Regions from separate parts of the Homo sapiens genome. Here region 2 is linked to region 1. The links are chromatin loops, found by intact Hi-C in ENCODE. Cell type or tissue: PC-9. All regions are shown on one strand.

Region 1 (8,000 bases):
GGCCCAGGAATCTGTTCTAAGATACCTGTCCCTCTGGCATGGGAGTTTGGCCTGCCCCAGTCTTGCTTCTCTCCACTGTCTGAGCTGCTCCCTGGGAATGGAAGACTTGGAGCAAGAGGAAGCCTGGTCCTCACCTTCAGGGCCCCATAGGCCAGATGAAATCCCATCAGACAGCATGATCTGAGCGAAGATGGTGGTGCCAGATGGTTTGTGGTACAAGGTCGAAGGTACGGGCAGTGAGGGCTGGAGCAGTCTGGAATACTTCCTGGATCCAAGGGATTTAGCTACATTTTCAAGGACAGGTAAGATCCATGTGCACAGAGAAAAGGAGGAAGGTCAATCCAGGGAGGGGAGAACAGGAGCAAAGTGCAGAGATGGAAATGAGCCATGGCAGAGCTGTGCAGAGATGAGGTGGGCCTTGACTGCCCTGCCCTGAGGTTTTGGGCCCTGCTTGGATGGGCAGTTAGGAGCCATGGTGGGTCCTTGAGCTGAGGAGTGGAGGTGAGTGTTTTCGCCAGGGCTGGCTGAGTGGGGACCTGGCTGGTGAGCACACTCTGCCCTTCACTGTGGTCAGCTTCAGAGCATGCAGTACTTTTTTTCTTAGAGACAGGATCTCACTGTCTCCCAGGCTGGAGTACAGTGGTGCATTCATAGCTCTCTGCAGCCTCTAACTCCTGAACACATGTGATCCTTCTGCCTTGGTCTCCCGAAGTGCTGGGATAACAGGCATGAGCCATGGCACCCGGCCCCACAGAGTACTTTATGTTCTGAGCGAGATCTTGGGAGACTTGTCTTTCTAATCAGTCACTCAGGACCGGGGCCCCACGCTGCACCTCGAGAAGATTCCTGCCCCACTGTTGTAACTTAGGATCTTTAAGATGGAGAGCACCTCTTCCATGATTAAGAGAGAGGCAGGTGGAAATAAAGATTTTGTTACTAACAGGTCTTGAGGGATACCTGGTGTACCTGAAGCCACACACAGGTGGAGGTCAGGGAGCATGTGCAGGGTGGGGGGATCTATGGGCCAGCATCTTTATGGGGTCCATGGTGTTATTAAAACAAGTTTTCCACAGGGAGTTTGTTTTGTTGTTGTTGTTGTTTTGAGATGGAGTCTTGCTCTGTCACCCAGGCTGGAGTGCAGTGGCGTGGTCTCAGCTCACTATAACCTCTGCCTCCTGGGTTCAAGCGATTCTTCTGTCTCAGCCTCCCAAGTAGCTGGGAGTACAGGCGCACACCACCATGTCTGGCTAATTTTTTTGTATTTTTGGTAGAGATGGGGTTTCACCATGTTGGCCAGGCTAGTCTCGAACTCCTGACCTCAAATGATCTGCCCACCTCAGCCTCCCAAAGCGCCGGGATTATGGGCATGACCCACTGTGCCTGGCCTCCATGGGGAGTTTTAATTGGTGGGTTTACAGCAAGCAGTCATGAGTTCCAGGAGGTCATGTTGTGACTTGAGACAAGGTCACTGGCCTATCTGCACAGTCCATGCGGGCTGTGGGACAAGGTCAGCAGGACCAATCAAGTGGGCTGTATGTAGCCATCCCACAGGGAAGCAGTCACCAGGAGACGACTGTCTACGGTAGATATCTGGATTGAGCACATGGAGGAACTGGGAGGAGGTGGGGAGCTGGAAACGGTGTCAAGGTTGACTGAGCCCTGCTTCTAGTGTGAGAAAACCCAGCTTATATTCAAAACGGATGCCAGGGCAACATCAAAGCATAGGAATTCACTACATTCACCTGGGCCTGCACACCTGTGCTCACTTGCACACACTGTCTTCAGGGTGTTACGGGCAGAGGTCAGGACTTCATTAGCCAAGTAGCCTCTAACTGGGCCTCACCCTCGGTAGGCTTTGGTCTCCTCATCTGTCTGGGAAGGGCTGACCTTGGAAGCCTCCAAGGGCTCATCTCTGGAATACGATGTTATAAGCACAGATTCTGGAGTCAGCTTGCCTGAGTATGAACCTCTGCTCCACCCCTTACTAGCTGTGTAATGCTGGGTAAGTTACTCAGCTTCTCTGTGTCTCATGGTCCTCATCTGCAAAATGGGGATAATAAAAGAACCTACTTCATGAGAGTTCAGTGATGATTAAATGAGTTAATATATCTAAAAATCATTTGGAATAGTGTTTGGCACGTAGTAAATGCGATGGAAGGGTTGGGTGGTAGGGGCATCATCATCGTCGTCATCATCTTCCTCCTCCTCCTCTGGCATCTCTGGTTTCTGATGGAATGCAGCCCTGGCAGCCCAGCCCCTGCCAGTTCTCCCTAATGGGCTTTGCTGGCTGGCTGCCCTTGCTCAGTCTCCCCTGCTGGTTCAGGCTAAGGCTAAGACTGGGGAACCTTCTGTTTCTCAGCAGTCTTCCACCTGCCTCCCTCCCTCCACTTGGGGTTGTGTAGCCATTCTCCGCCCTCTCCCCGACCCCTGCCCTGGCTGTGGGCCCAAGGGCAGGCCCTGCACCGCTACCCTTTGTCTGCTTTGAAGGAGCCACCAGCGACTTCGGCCCCACTCTGGGGCTTTTGGAACCTGCTGGGCTGGAGAACAGCTGGAAGGTAGATGGGACATGATGTTTGTCCTGGGCTTCCGGCCTTCCCTGGGCGTGGGCTCAGGGCATCTTACCCACTCCAGCTGGGCCTCAGTGCCAGCCTTCCTTCCCTGAGTCCCTGAATCCTGCTCAGCACAGCCTCTCACCAAGGGGCTTGCTTTCCACACTGTCCCTTCTCCCTAGGACTTTGCCCCAGACAGTCTCCCCAATAGCCAAACCTTCTTCTGGTCCTTTGAGCACAGTGGTGCCATGGGGAGAGCATCCAGACCTTGGTGGCTTGGAAGGGCATTAGTTTTCCTGTTTGTAAAACGGCAATACAGGTTGTCCTGCCTTCTTTGCAGGGTGGCTGGAGGTTTGGTGGGCTGGTCAGTGGAAGCAGATGAGAATGTCAGTTTCTTCTGCTGCCTCCACTTCCAGAAAACTGTCTGACTTCTCTGGCACTCAGAGAGTCACACTTTCCCAAAAAGACCCATGGACTTCACCCTGATTGTTTTGTGATTTGTTTCAAGAATCCTGGTGGGTCATAAAACCCAGGCCCAAACAAGTACCAGCACCCACCCTGACTCGCACCCAGCTAATCCACAGGGAGGAAAATGAACCCAGGAAGGCCCAGCCCCAATCACCGTCACAGCCAGCCAGCTGTCCAGCCACCAAAGAGATAATGAGGCTTCTTGGAGCCAGGGCTGAGCCACACATGAGATATACTCCCCTCCCACCCACAGCTGACCTTGGTGGGTGGGAGGATGCTCCCCTTTGGCCCAGCACACAGCTCGCTCTTCTCATAGCTCATAAACAAGTTAGACTTCTCAGTCCTCCATGAGCTGAGTGCTGTCTCGAGGCCCCACCACCTGCCCCAGCACACAGGCTCTGCCCCTGCCAGGCGACTAGCTAATCTAGAACCTAACCCTGCCTGAGAGTTGCCAGGACCCACCTGCAACCATGACCTATCCTTAGCACCGAGCCGGTGCCACCCTGGAAACCAGGCTTCTCACACCCTCTTCCTGGCCATATCAGGAGAGACAGAAACATTTGTTCCTGTATTCCCACCCCTAGTGGAAGGGTTTCCTCTACCACTCTGACATGCACGGCACCTACACTTCCACCATTAGTCACTCCTTTGGATTTAAGGCTTTGATCACTAAAGGCCCCTAGGAGATCAGGGCCTCACCTGGAAGGTGGGTGGGCGGGTGATTCCCTTTAGTTATCAGGTTAGTGACTCGGCACCTAGTGAGCAAGAGAGGGAAGGGTAGAGTAGGGATGATTCAGGGAAGTAGGGAGAGGCTGAATATACAGCTTTTTGCAAATCAGAGGCTCTCCAGGAAGCCCAGGATGTGATCCTGGAGAGAAGCAGCTGGGTAATGGGTACTGGAAACTTGGAGCTTCCCTCGCTCTGTGTCCTTGGGCCGGTGGTACAGCCTCTCTGGCCTCTGTGTCCTTCAGTTCAATGACTGTTTAGATCCTCTCCCTTCCACCTTGACATGTGGATGTGGGATTCCAAAGGGTGGAGAGGCTGCAGGCTAATTCCTAGGCATCACGTGGGCCTTCCCTCTACTCTCTTTTCCAGACACGTAGTTGGGCGAGGGTGTGAGGTAGGCCTGGCAGTGCAGGGGTGGGGGCACAACTGTGGGAGGACGCTCCTGCCAGATGTGCTGGCTCTCCAACCTGAGGTCGGCCTGCTTTCTGCTCTTTGGCCCGGGGCCTCTCTGACTGCCTGACTTAGGCATTCTCTGTGGGGGTGCCCACATTCCTGCCATTTTCAGAGCCTGACTCTCTGCCCACTTTCAAAAGGCTCCTTGAGGTTACATTCAAGGCCCACTGGGTCAGTGGGTCAGGTTGCAAGGCTGGCTTTGCCAGACCAGAGCATGGGACCCAGCCCCTTCATGGACAACAACACCTCCCACTCTGCCCTCCCCTGGAGCTGCACTCCTCTTTCACAAACAACAAGAGTATGGGGACAGCGGGCCAGACGGTGACAGCACCAGAGTGAATGAGAAGAGGAAACGTGCTCCACCAGGCAGGCCTGAGTTAGGAAATGCATGCCAGAGGCCCAGACTTGCCACAGTCGGTCAGCTGCTGGGGTGGTGATCGAGGGTAGGGTCCCTAAGGAGTCAGGCCCCATTCTTTCCAATGGGATCAGAGCCCTGTGAGCACCCGGCCCTGCGGCTGTGTCTGGTGGAGGTTATCTCCTACAACCCAGCCATCCTTGCAGCCCTCCTATCTGGCCGGAGCTGGGCCTTGCTGGCCCTGCCACCATGAGAAATGGTACTCAGGGGAACTATGGAGTCCGGCTGGGTACGGGGCAGCCTGAATGTGCTTTCTTGGTCCAGCACGAGTGAGGATTGGCTCGGAATCACATGGGGCGGGAGGTGGGTTGTCTTGTTCCTGGCCTGCCTCTGGGCTATGCCCTCCCCATATGTCCCTAGCCCCCTCCCCTACCTGAGCCCCTGGTTATTCTGGGAGCTTTTAGCTACCACTTAGCCACTAATGCGTCAGGCTGGGGAGTGAGGGGGGGACACGGTGCCAGACGGTGCTCCTTTTAGACAAGCAGGATGGGAAGCAGGGGGAGCCAGGAGGTGGGGGACGCCAGAGGATGGGGAGGCATTTTCCACTCCTGGCCCTGCTCGTAGGTTCAGGCAGCAGGGGAGAGTGGTGGGCAGTGGGTCAGTGTGTCCTTGGACAGGCTGCATCTTCCCTCCCCCATCACACGTGGGCCTCAGCTCACCTTCCCGATTCTTCTCATTAGGACTCTGCCAGGCTGCAGCGCATGGCCTCTGTCCTCCATACAGCCACCTTCCCCACCTTTGCTCAGGTTGCGTCCTCTGCCTGGCTTTCCCTCCCGGCCTGTTCAGGGCCCATCCAGCTTTTATCTACCTCACCTCTCCGTTTGGGTTCATAAAGCATCACAAAGAAAATGTTCAGGGATATGATACATACTCCCTTGGCCTGGCCTTTTTAGGGGTAGCCCCTGGCCTTGCTCAGCCCCTGCCTGGGCAGAGACTCGAGGCCTGGCCCTGATGGCTTGGTGCTGCCTTCACTTCCAGGCAGCCCTCCTGCCCCTTAGCCCCCAGCCCCCGCTCCTGCCAACCTGAACAAAGCTTCCTTTCATGTATTCATCGAGCTGCTGCTGCTCGACACTTCCCGGGCACAATCAGGCCTTTTGAGGGCCTCAGGCGGTGCGGGAGCCCAGGCTGGGGCTGGGGTGGAGAATGGGCCAAGGCCTTGTCCTGGGGCTGAGCTGGTGTCATTCCCTCTAGTCCATACGCATCACCAAGAACAGAGGTGGGAGGGCCAGGAACCTGGGGGTCATGGGAGGCCGTGGTCCTGGGCTCCTGTTCGTTTTCCTGCAAAATGGGACGAACAGTCCCTGCTTCCTCCACCCTAGCCATTGTGGCTAGGGTTTGAAGGGAACTGGGCTCAGGCTTGCAGATCCGCATGGGATTGTCCGGGCCCTAGTGCTGCAGCTCCTACCCAGGGGCCAGCAGCCCTCACCCTCCCTTCATGTCTTCAGCAGATACTTTGTGGGCAGCCCTGGGGTCCATGCTAAGACAGTTTTGCTGGAGAGCTGTGGAAGTTTTCTGTGGTGTGGCTGTCTGACCCCTCAGATGTATTCCCAGGGTAGGGCCAGACCTCCCCCTCAGACCTTGCTCTCCAGGACCCAGTCATGTCTCTGCCATCAGGCTCGACTCCCCAGGGCAGGACTGTTTTCCTCTTCTCTTCAACAGCCCTGCAATTCCTAGACCAGGGTGCCCCCACCCAGAGTCCTGTCTGGTGCCTCTTTTCCCTTGAGTAGTTGTACATTGGCCTTGCCGGCCCCCTCGGAGACCTGGGCCTGTGGCCTTGGTGCAGGAGTGGGGCTAAGGTGACTGATGAAGGTGGCTAGCACAGTCTGACGGCTAGAACTTTTCTGCTTTGACTCCCAGGGACTATGGATCTCAGGTCCTAGCCCAGCATCTCTAGATGCAGACACGCACCTTTTCCTGGCTGCCAGTCTGGCTATCGGTGGATGGGAGGGGAGCAGGAGGGGAGTTGGGGCGGCAGACTGTCTGGATCTCTGGCTGGGCCACAGAGGATGGTGGCTGCAGTTTGGGCTGCGGGTGGAAGGGGAGTTACGGGAGCTGAGTCAGGAAGACTGTGTCTGTGACCCCAGCACTCTAATTTTATCCCAGGAAGGGAGGGGGAGCAGGGCAGCACCCAAGACCTGCCAGCTCTCCCTCCCTCCCACCGAAGTGCCAGTACCTCTCAGCCCTTGCTCTGCACATCTCGGGCCTACAGGGAGGGAGGCTTGGGGGCCAGGGAGGGCTGATATCCCCGGAGCTGTTCAGTTGGGCTGTTTGTGATGTGCACCAGGAGAGCCACACCACCCAAGGACAGTGAGCTCAGCACTTCTCTCTGTAGCCTGCCATGCTGCTGAGAACTGATACTGCAGCCTGGGACAAGCTAATGTGTCCTGCCTGCTGGTGTGACCTTGGCATGTCTCCCAGGGTACCTCAGCATTCTTCTCTGCACAGTGCGCCAGGCCACAGAAGAGGTGAAGAATGCTCACTTCCGGGGGTGACCTGGCCATGAAGGGATGTTTCTTAAAGAATGAAGGTGTGGTGGCACAGTGTGTGGTCCAGCTGCTCCTTGCCCCTGTTAAATGCAGAATCAATAGGGATGGCTCCAATGGGAATAAGAGGGATCGGGGGCAGAGTTGAGGAAATGGTAGTTCTTTTTGGTCAGAGCTGGAGCTTGGGTGTCACTGCCAAGCTGGCTGCCCCAGAGTTTCCTGCAGCTGAAAAAACAGTGGTCAGACCCAGTTCCTAGGTGAGGCCCAGGCTGGTCAGAGGTGGGAAGATGCTGGGTGTGGCTGATTGCTGGGGGCACAACCACAGGCCATCCCATCCCTATAATTTACTCCTGCAACCAGGACAACCTCAGCAGTGTCACTGGAGATGAGACACCTCCCCAGAGGCAGTGGCTGCAGTCAGTTTCTTTTTTGGGGAAAATTTTCCCGGTCAGCCCTTCTGCTGAAAGTCCCAGGCTGTGCTCTGTGAAGGTTCCCCTGTCCCAGAGTTGCTGGGGAGGAAGAGCCGATCTTCACCCCCCGGAGAGCTAGCATCCTCATGGGTGAAACCAGGCCAGAGTGGGCCATGGAATAGAGTCCAGCTTGGTAGGCAGGAGTGCAGGCTCTGGTTCAGGGTCTGCTACTGACCTGCTTCCGTGTGCCCTTGGGCTGCCCCTCCCTTGGCCTCTGTTTTCCCATCTGTGAAATGGGACGGAGTAGATGTTGAGATTCCTTTCCTCCTCTAGTCTAGTGCTCACTAAGGGGCTGGGGATGGGCCAGGAGAGGTTGGAGAGGGATTCCTGAAGGAGGAGAAGGGGTTCTGAGCATTGTGATTCCTGGGAACCTGGACTCCAAGGGGGGTGCTTGAAGGCCCTGCTGCCTGCTGAAAGGCCCGGGGTTGGGGGGCGC
Region 2 (8,000 bases), 110 kb before region 1:
TGCTCTATGGCTTCGCATTGCTCTTGGGATCAAGTCCTAAATTCCTTTATGTGGCCTACAGGGCCCTAAGAAGATCTAGCTTCTTGCCTACCTCTTCAGTTTTATCTCTGTCTCAAGGTATAGAAAAGGTCCTAGGAAAGTGGCCCTACTAGTTGACCTCAGTAGCTGAAACAGAAAAGCATGCTCCTCCCATCACAGAAATATGATATAAGTAACAGAAAATGTAGAATGCCCTGAAACCTAGATGATTAAACCCTGAGATACGTGCCCATTCATGTTACAAGGAATATCATTTAATCTCTACTTTAGCTTCTAAAGGGTAGTGGGTTGAACAGAATAGCCACAGTGTTTTTCAGCTTCTCCAATGCAGAGGTGGAGTCTGTTTCTCCATTCACTGAATCTAGGCTTGGCCGTGTGACTTGCTTTGTCCTGTAGGACACTGGCAAATGTAAAGCAAGAAGTGTCTTGAGAAGTGATTACAACAGGGGGTTGCTTTCTCTTGCTGCTGTGACCTCTTCCACTACCACGAGGATAACTCCTACTAACCTAATGGATGATGACAGACACATAGTCATCACCCCATCTGACATCTGACCAACTGCCAGACATGTATGAGTGTGGCCCCTTAGACCAGCTAGCCTGCCAGCAACTACCAGACATATGAACAAGAGCATTCTAGACCATCCAGGCCCAGCTAAGCTGGCCCAGACCAGAAGACTTCCCCAGCAAACCCACAGACTGATGAAAAAGAATAAATGCTTATTGTTTAAGAGTGAAACCAGTAAGTTTTGAGGTAGTTTGTTCTGCAATAAAAACTGAAACACAAAGCATGTCTTTGCAGCTCTCAGGATGGATTTGTTTGGTGTACTTCTTGGAGTGCCTGAAGCCAACATGCATCAGCTTCACAGAGCTGGTCTGTGTTACCTTAAGTTATCTCATCAGATTTCTCATAGTTTTGCTGATTTATAGCAAAACATATTTAAGGCTTAATAATACACATCAAGTCTCTTGTTATTTCACTTGTTCAGTGAAGGTAATTTTATTTGCAAGGTTTTCATTCATTTTATTACTTTTTTTTTTTTTTTTTTAATTGAGCCGGGTCTCACTGTACTACCCAGACTGGTCTTGAACTTCTGGGCTCAGGCGATCCTCCTGTGTCAGCCTCGAGGTCTCACTGTGTTACCCAGGCTGGTCCGGAACTCTTGGGCTCAAGCAGTCCTCCTGCATCAGCCTCCCAAAGTGCCGGGATTACAGGCACAAACAACTGTGCCAAGACTTGTTACTTTTTTTTTTTTTTTTTTTTTTTTTGAGACAGGGTCTCTCTCTTTCACCCAGGCTGGAGTGCACTGACATGATCTCAGTTCACTGCAGCCTCTGCCTCCCAGGCTCAAGCGGTCCTCCTACCTTAGCCTCCCGAGCAGCTGGGACCACAGGTGTGCACCATCACGCGCAGCTAATTTTTGTATTTTTTGTAGAGATGTGGTTTCACCCTGTTGCCCAGGCTGGTCTTGAACTCCTGGACTCAAGTGATCCTCCTGCTTTGTCCTCCCAAAGTGTTTGGGATTACAAGCGTGAGCCATCGTGCCTGGCCCTTGTTACTCTTCTTTTTTTTTTTTGAGACAGTCTCACTCTGTCACCCAGGCTGGAGTGCAGTGGTGCGATCTCAGCTCACTGCAAGCTCCGCTTCCTGGGTTCATGCCATTCTCCTGCCTCAGCCTCCCCAGTAGCTGGGACTACAGGCACCCGCCACCAAGCCCGGCTAATTTTTTTTTGTATTTTTAGTAAAGACAGGATTTCACTGTGTTAGCCAGGATGGTCTCGATCTCCTGACCTCGTGATTCGCCCGTCTCAGCCTCCCAAAGTGCTGGGATTACAGGTGTGAGCCACTGTGCCCGGCCCTTGTTACTCTTTTTTTAAAACAAAGGTTAAGGCCAGGCTCGGTGCCTCTTGCCTATAATTTTATCACTTTGAGAGGCCTAGATGGGAAGATCACTTGAGGCCAGGCATTCAAGTTCAGCCTGGGCAACATAGCAAGACCCTGTCTCTACAAAAAGGTTTTTTTTTTTTTTTTTTTTTTTGAGACGAAGCCTCATTCTTGTCCCCCAGGCTGGTGTGCAATAGCCTGATCTCAGCTCACTGCAACCTCTGCCTCCTGGGTTCAAGTGATTCTCCTGCCTCAGCCTCCTGAGTAACAGGGATTACAGGCACCTACCACCACGCCTGGCTAATTTTTGTATTTTTATTAGCGATGGGGTTTCACCATGTTGGCCAGGCTGGTCTCGAACTCCTGGCCTTAGATGATCCGCCCGCCTCGGCTTCCCAAAGTGCTAGGATTACAGGCGTGAGCCACTGCACATGGCCTGAAAAAGAATTTTTTTTTTTTCTTTTTTTTGAGACGGAGTCTCAATGTGTCACCCAGGCTGGAGTGCAGTGGCACAATCTCTGCTCACTGCAACCTCCGCTTCCTGGGTTCAAGCAATTTTTCTGTCTCTGCCTCCTGAGTAGCTGGAATTACAGGCACCTGCCACCACACCCAGCTAATTTTTGTATTTTTAGTAGAGATGGGGTTTCACGATGTTGGCCAGGCTGGTCTCGAACTCCTGACCTCAAGTGATCCACCTGCCTCGGCCTCTCAAAGTGCTGGAATTATAGACATGAGCCAGCGTGCCCAGCCTCAAAAAAGTTTTTAAAAACTGCTAGGAATGGTGGTGCATGCCTGTAGTCCTGGCTACTCTGATGGGAAGCTGAGGCAGGATCACTTGAGCAGTGAGCTATGATCATGCCACTGCACTCCAGCCTGGGCAATAGAATGAGACCTTGTCTCAGAAAAAAAAAAAGGTTAAGTTGTATAAACATTGGACATCATTTTTTACGTATGTTTTGCATGTTTAGTCTTTTTTTTTTTTTAGACGGAGTTTCGCTCTTGTTGCCCGGGCTGGAGTGCAATGGCAGGATCTTGGTTCACCACAACCTCTGCCCTCCTGGGTTCAAGCGATTCCCCTTGAGTAGCTGGGATTACAGGCATGTGCCACCAGGCCTGGCTAATTTTGTATTTTTAGTAGAATCAGGATTTCTACATGTTGGTCAGGCTGGTCGCGAACTCCCAGCCGCCTGGCCGTATATATCTTTTTTTTTTTTGAGACGGAGTCTTTCTCTGTCGATCTCAGCTCATTGCAACCTCCACCTTCCGGGTCCTGCCTCAGCCTCCCGAGTAGCTGGGATTACAGGAGTGCACCACCACACCCGGCTAATTTTTTTTTTTTTTGAGACAGAATTTCGCTCTGTCACCCAAGTTGGAGTGCAGTGGTGCGATCTTGGCTTACTGCAACCTCCGTCTCCTGGGTTCAAGCAATTCCCCTACCTCAGCCTCCCGAGTAACTGGGATTACAGGTGCCCACCACCACACCCAGCTAATTTTTGCATTTTTAGTAGAGACAGGGTTTCACCACGTTGGCCAGGCTGGTCTCAAATTCCTGACCTCAGTGATCCGCCTGCCTTGGCCTCCCAAAGTACTGGGATAGGCCTGACCTTTTTTTTTTTTTTTTGAGATGGAGTCGCGCTCTGTCACCCAGGCTGCCAGGCTGGAGTGCAGTGGCACAATCTCGGCTCACTGCTACCTCCGCCTCCCGGGTTCAAGTGATTCTTCTGCTTCAGTCTTCCAAGTAGCTGGGACTACAGGTGGGCGCCACCACGCCCAGCTAATTTTTTTTTTTTTTTTTTTTTGTATTTTTAGTAGAGATGGGGTTTCAGCATATTGGCCAGGCTGGTCTCGAACTTCTGACCTTGGGATCTGCCCTCCTTGGCCTCCCAAAATGCTGGGATTACAGGCGTGAACTACCGTGCCTGACCAATTTTTTTTTTGTATTTTTAGTAGAGATAGGGTTTCGCCATGTTGGCCAGGGTGGTCTTGAACTCCTGACCTCAAGTGATCCACCTGCCTTGGCATCTCAAAGTGCTGGGATTACAAGTGTGAGCCACTGAGCCTGGCCTAAATTTAGTCTTAAATGTACAGTGCATAAAAGCTAAGAAACAACGGGTAAATGGCCATATTATGGGATAATAATCTCGTAACTAATGAGATCATAACTAATGAAGGGAAAATGCCTTTAGTTTTGTTTATGATAGCCAGTGTAATTGTTAATGTAATTGTGTCTGTCTTAATGAGATTTGATGTTTTAGCATGAGTGGGTGTTAATTTTGGGACACTGTGCACATATAAAATGTTTTCCCATTGAAATTAAGTACTGATTACATTTTCAACTTGAATTGCCCCACAAGAGGTTTTTTAGGATTAACTACCCCAGGAAGGCAGGAAAGGACTGTCCTGTAGTCACTGTACCTTTTACTGTCATGGAAAATTAAAATGAAACCAGATGATTAAGGTTTCCACTTGTCCTGAGATGAAGGTGTAGCCTGAGGAGCCTCTATTAGCATGTGTAAAGCCTCTGCTGAGTAAATGGTATTAACTTGTGTAAAGAAAGAATGTGACTAGGGGGCCCAGCAAGGAGGTATATCAAGTCAACACATTCCTGAGGGTATCTCTCTAGCTGTGGTGGTGGATGCGTCAGTAACGTATCTGCAGCCTGAGTGGGCTTTCAGTGTGTTTTCCTGTGGGTAGGGGATACGACCATCAGGCTGACTACTGGGTGTCCTCTTTCATAGAACTGTTTGTATTTTAAGTCAGACAATTGGTATTTGGTGTCTGGTGACCTGGGTTATGTGAAGTGTCAGCCTCCACTAACCACTAAACCCTGGGGAAATGCCAGTACCTAGTTACTGAGGCTCAAAGGTAAACTTTGAAAACTTTTTCAGAGTAACAAGCCCTCCTGGCAGTGGGCAGACCAACATTCCCCTGAAGATAGCTGCTCTCTTGCCACATTCTCTTTCCACATGCCTTCACTGCAAAGGTCTTCTCCAAGCCTGGGACTCCGATTTGCCAACATGCTGATGAACTGACTTGACTACATTGTTCTGTCTCTCACCTGTGAATGGAAGAGGTTAGACCTCTAAGGCAAGCAAAAAGGCCAATCCCAGAGTGACTCATCTTTGAAAATATTGGATTGTCTCACTCTCCCTGATACTTAATTAAAAGCCATCTTTGCAAAGCATCATCCAATTTCTGTAGTGGCCCCAGCGCTCAGTAGTCCCAGAGACTGTCAGAGCAAAAGGGAGCAGGAGGCAATTCAAGCCATCTGTCCTAGAATAGGACACCTGGTCACAGGCCTGTGCCTCTGGTCAGGGCTCTTTGGGAGCCATCTGGCCCTCCATCCCATAGAGCTGTGCTGAGCCAGACTCTGTCAAGTATTGGTGAAACTAAGAGGAGAAGGTACACAAGCCAAAGTTAGCCTGGCAGTGAGCTTGACTGGGAGAGTTGCAGGGCCAACCGATTCTCATAAATGTGTCCACAGATACCTACACAGGTGTCTCAAAAAAATACATAAATAAAATAAAGGAAGCTAATTATACTATAATGGGAGTTTTCAGAATTTTATTAAGGTGAAATCTATGAAATGCCAGAAAGGTTAAAAAGCTTGTCTACTTCAGGCCTTTGCTTTCTGCTTTATGGCAAGAGCACATGTTGAATATTTAGATTAATTCAAACCAACCTCAACACAAATTTTTAACCCTGATGCAATTTCGGGGAACAATAGTTAACATCATTTAGGAATACAATTTAGAACCCTCACCTTTAAAAATGGAGCCAGATTTTCAATCTCTCTAATTAAAGTGAAAGTTTGATTTCCTAATGCTTATAACTCTACTGAGATTGTGTTGGAAGAGAAGAGATTGATTATAAAGCTAACTGATCTGATGTCCTCCTGACCAATTCCCTTTCATCTCTCTCCCCACAAAAAGGGACAAAAAGCTTAACACTGTGGTCATCCAGCAGCCAGTCATTTCCTAATATGGACAGTACAGTCCTTCAGTTTCACTTCCAGAAGCCAAGTACTAGGAGAATAGTTTTTACATTTGTATATGTTTCCTACACCTCTTTCCCTTCTCAGTCCCAAGAGAGAAGCCTCTGTGTTGCTTGCTTTAACGTTAATGATGATGTCTGCAATGACTGTATTTCCTGAACCTACAGTATGGGATCAGCTCCAACACGTCACCCTAATGTTTGATTACAAAATTTAAATGAATAATCACAAAATTTGAGGCCGGGCGCGGTGGCCCACGCCTGTAATCTCAGCACTTTGGGAGGCCACGGCTGGCAGATCATTTGAGGTCAGGAATTCGAGACCAGCCTGGCCAACATGGTGAAACCCTGTCTCGACTAAAAATACAAAAATTAGCTGGGTGTAGTGGCAGATGCCTGTAGTCCCAGCTACTTGGGAGGCTGAAGCAGGAGAATCGTTTGAGCCCCAGAGGCAGAGGTTGCAGTGAGCCGAGATTGCGCCACTGCAGTCCAGCCTGGGCAACAGAGCGAGACTCCCTTAAAAAAAAAAAAGAACCAAAAAATTTGAAGAATCCCTCTTTATTAAAAATGAATGATTACCAAAAAAAATGACTAAAGGTATTAAAAATAATGAAGTCGATATACTTCTACTGACTGAGAAGATGTCAGCAGTACAATTTAAAGAGAAATTAGCAGCCAGGTGTGGCGGCTCACACCTGTAATCCCAGCACTTTGGGATCGGAGGCAGGTGAATCATGAGGTCAGAGGTTCAAGAAGAGCCTGGCCAACATGGTGAAACCCCATCTTTAATAAAAATACAAAAATTAGCTGGGAGTGGTGGCAGGCGCCTATAATCCCAGCTACTTGGGAGGCTGAGGCAGGAGAATTGCTTGAAGCCAGGAATTTGCAGTGAGCTGAGATCACACCATTGCACTCCAGCCTGGGCGACAGAGCCAGATTCTGTCTCAAAAAAAAAAAAAAAAAAAAAAAAAAGGAAAAGAAAAGAAATTGGCAGGCTGGGAGAGGTGGTTCACGCCTGTAATACCAACACTTTCAGAGGCTGAGGCGAAAGGATCACCTGAGCCCGGGAATTGGAGATTAGCCTAGGCAACATAGCGTGACCCCCATCTCTATAAAAAAAAAGTTTTTAATTAGCTGGACATGGTGGCTGTAGTCTCAGCTACTCAGAAGGCTGAGGTAAAAGAGTTGCTTGAGCCCAGGAGGTCGAGGCTGCAGTGAGCCATGACCATGCCACTGCACTCCAGCCTGAGTAACATAGTGAGACCATGTCTCAAAAAAAAAAAAAAAAAAGAAAAAAGAAAAAGAGAGAGAGAGAGACTGGCAAGTTGCAGAGAAGTATGTAAAATAAAATCATTTTGAAAAAACTGAACAATGATTTAACCTTTTGAAAACCAAGGCGCCCACCACCATGCATGGCTAATTTTTGTATTTTTGGTAGAGACAGGGTTTCGCTATGTTGACTAGGCTGGTCTTGAACTCCTGATCTCAGGTGATCTGCCCACCTTGGCCTCCCAGAGTGCTGAGATTACAGACATGGGCCACCGCACCTGGCCCCTATTTCCTATCTTAACAATAAAGACAGTTATGATACATGTCCCATCTTCAGACTAAAGTTTAATTTTGGCTTTTTCTTTTTTTTTTTTTTTGAGACGGAGCCTCGCTCTGTTGCCCAGGCTGGAGTGCAGTGGCACGATCTCAGCTCACTGCAACCTCCACCTCCCAGGTTCAAGCAATTTTCCTGCCTCAGCCCCCCTAGTAGCTGGGATTTCAGGCATGCACCACCATGCCCGGCTAATTTTTCTATTTTTATTTTATTTGTTTATTTATTTTTTGAGACGGAGTCTCACCCTGTCGCCCAGGCTGGAGTGCAATGATGCAATCTTGGCCCACTGCAACCTCTGCCTCCCGAGTTCAAGCGATTCTCCTGCCTCAGCCTCCTGAGTAGCTGGGATTACAAGCGCCCGCCACCACGCATGGCTAATTTTTTTTTTTTTTCAGTAGAGACGGGGTTTCACCATGTTAGTCAGGCTGGTCTCGAACTCCTGACCTCGTGATCTGCCCTCCTCAGCCTCCCAAAGTGCTG

The links. Peaks named below come from ENCODE experiments on the same cell type or tissue, not always from the same donor. Only the 100,000 strongest peaks of a DNase experiment are listed, where the experiment ranks them.
Region 2: a loop joins it to region 1, with 7 times the contacts of the local background. A loop is called at or near these places in 7 of 110 quality-filtered maps.

The regions. Positions count from the first base shown.
Region 1 is chr15:74,419,377-74,427,376 of GRCh38, reverse strand. The region is part of intron 1 of SEMA7A (semaphorin 7A (JohnMiltonHagen blood group)); the gene reads left to right. Among named protein-coding and RNA genes, the nearest start is that of SEMA7A, 11 kb to the left of the region's middle. RefSeq lists enhancers at 3,259-3,889, 4,155-4,449, 5,153-5,784. In PC-9, no CTCF peak of the experiment used is centred here; DNase peaks (open chromatin) are centred at 3,716, 4,346 and 7,056; H3K27ac peaks cover 5,072 bases.
Region 2 is chr15:74,528,171-74,536,170 of GRCh38, reverse strand. It overlaps LOC124903528 (a long non-coding RNA gene), which reads left to right. Exons shown (of 2, transcript XR_007064719.1): 2 at 436-830. Among named protein-coding and RNA genes, the nearest start is that of ARID3B, 9.0 kb to the left of the region's middle. RefSeq lists a silencer at 4,296-4,496. In PC-9, no CTCF peak of the experiment used is centred here; a DNase peak (open chromatin) is centred at 4,780; H3K4me3 peaks cover 627 bases; H3K27ac peaks cover 3,295 bases.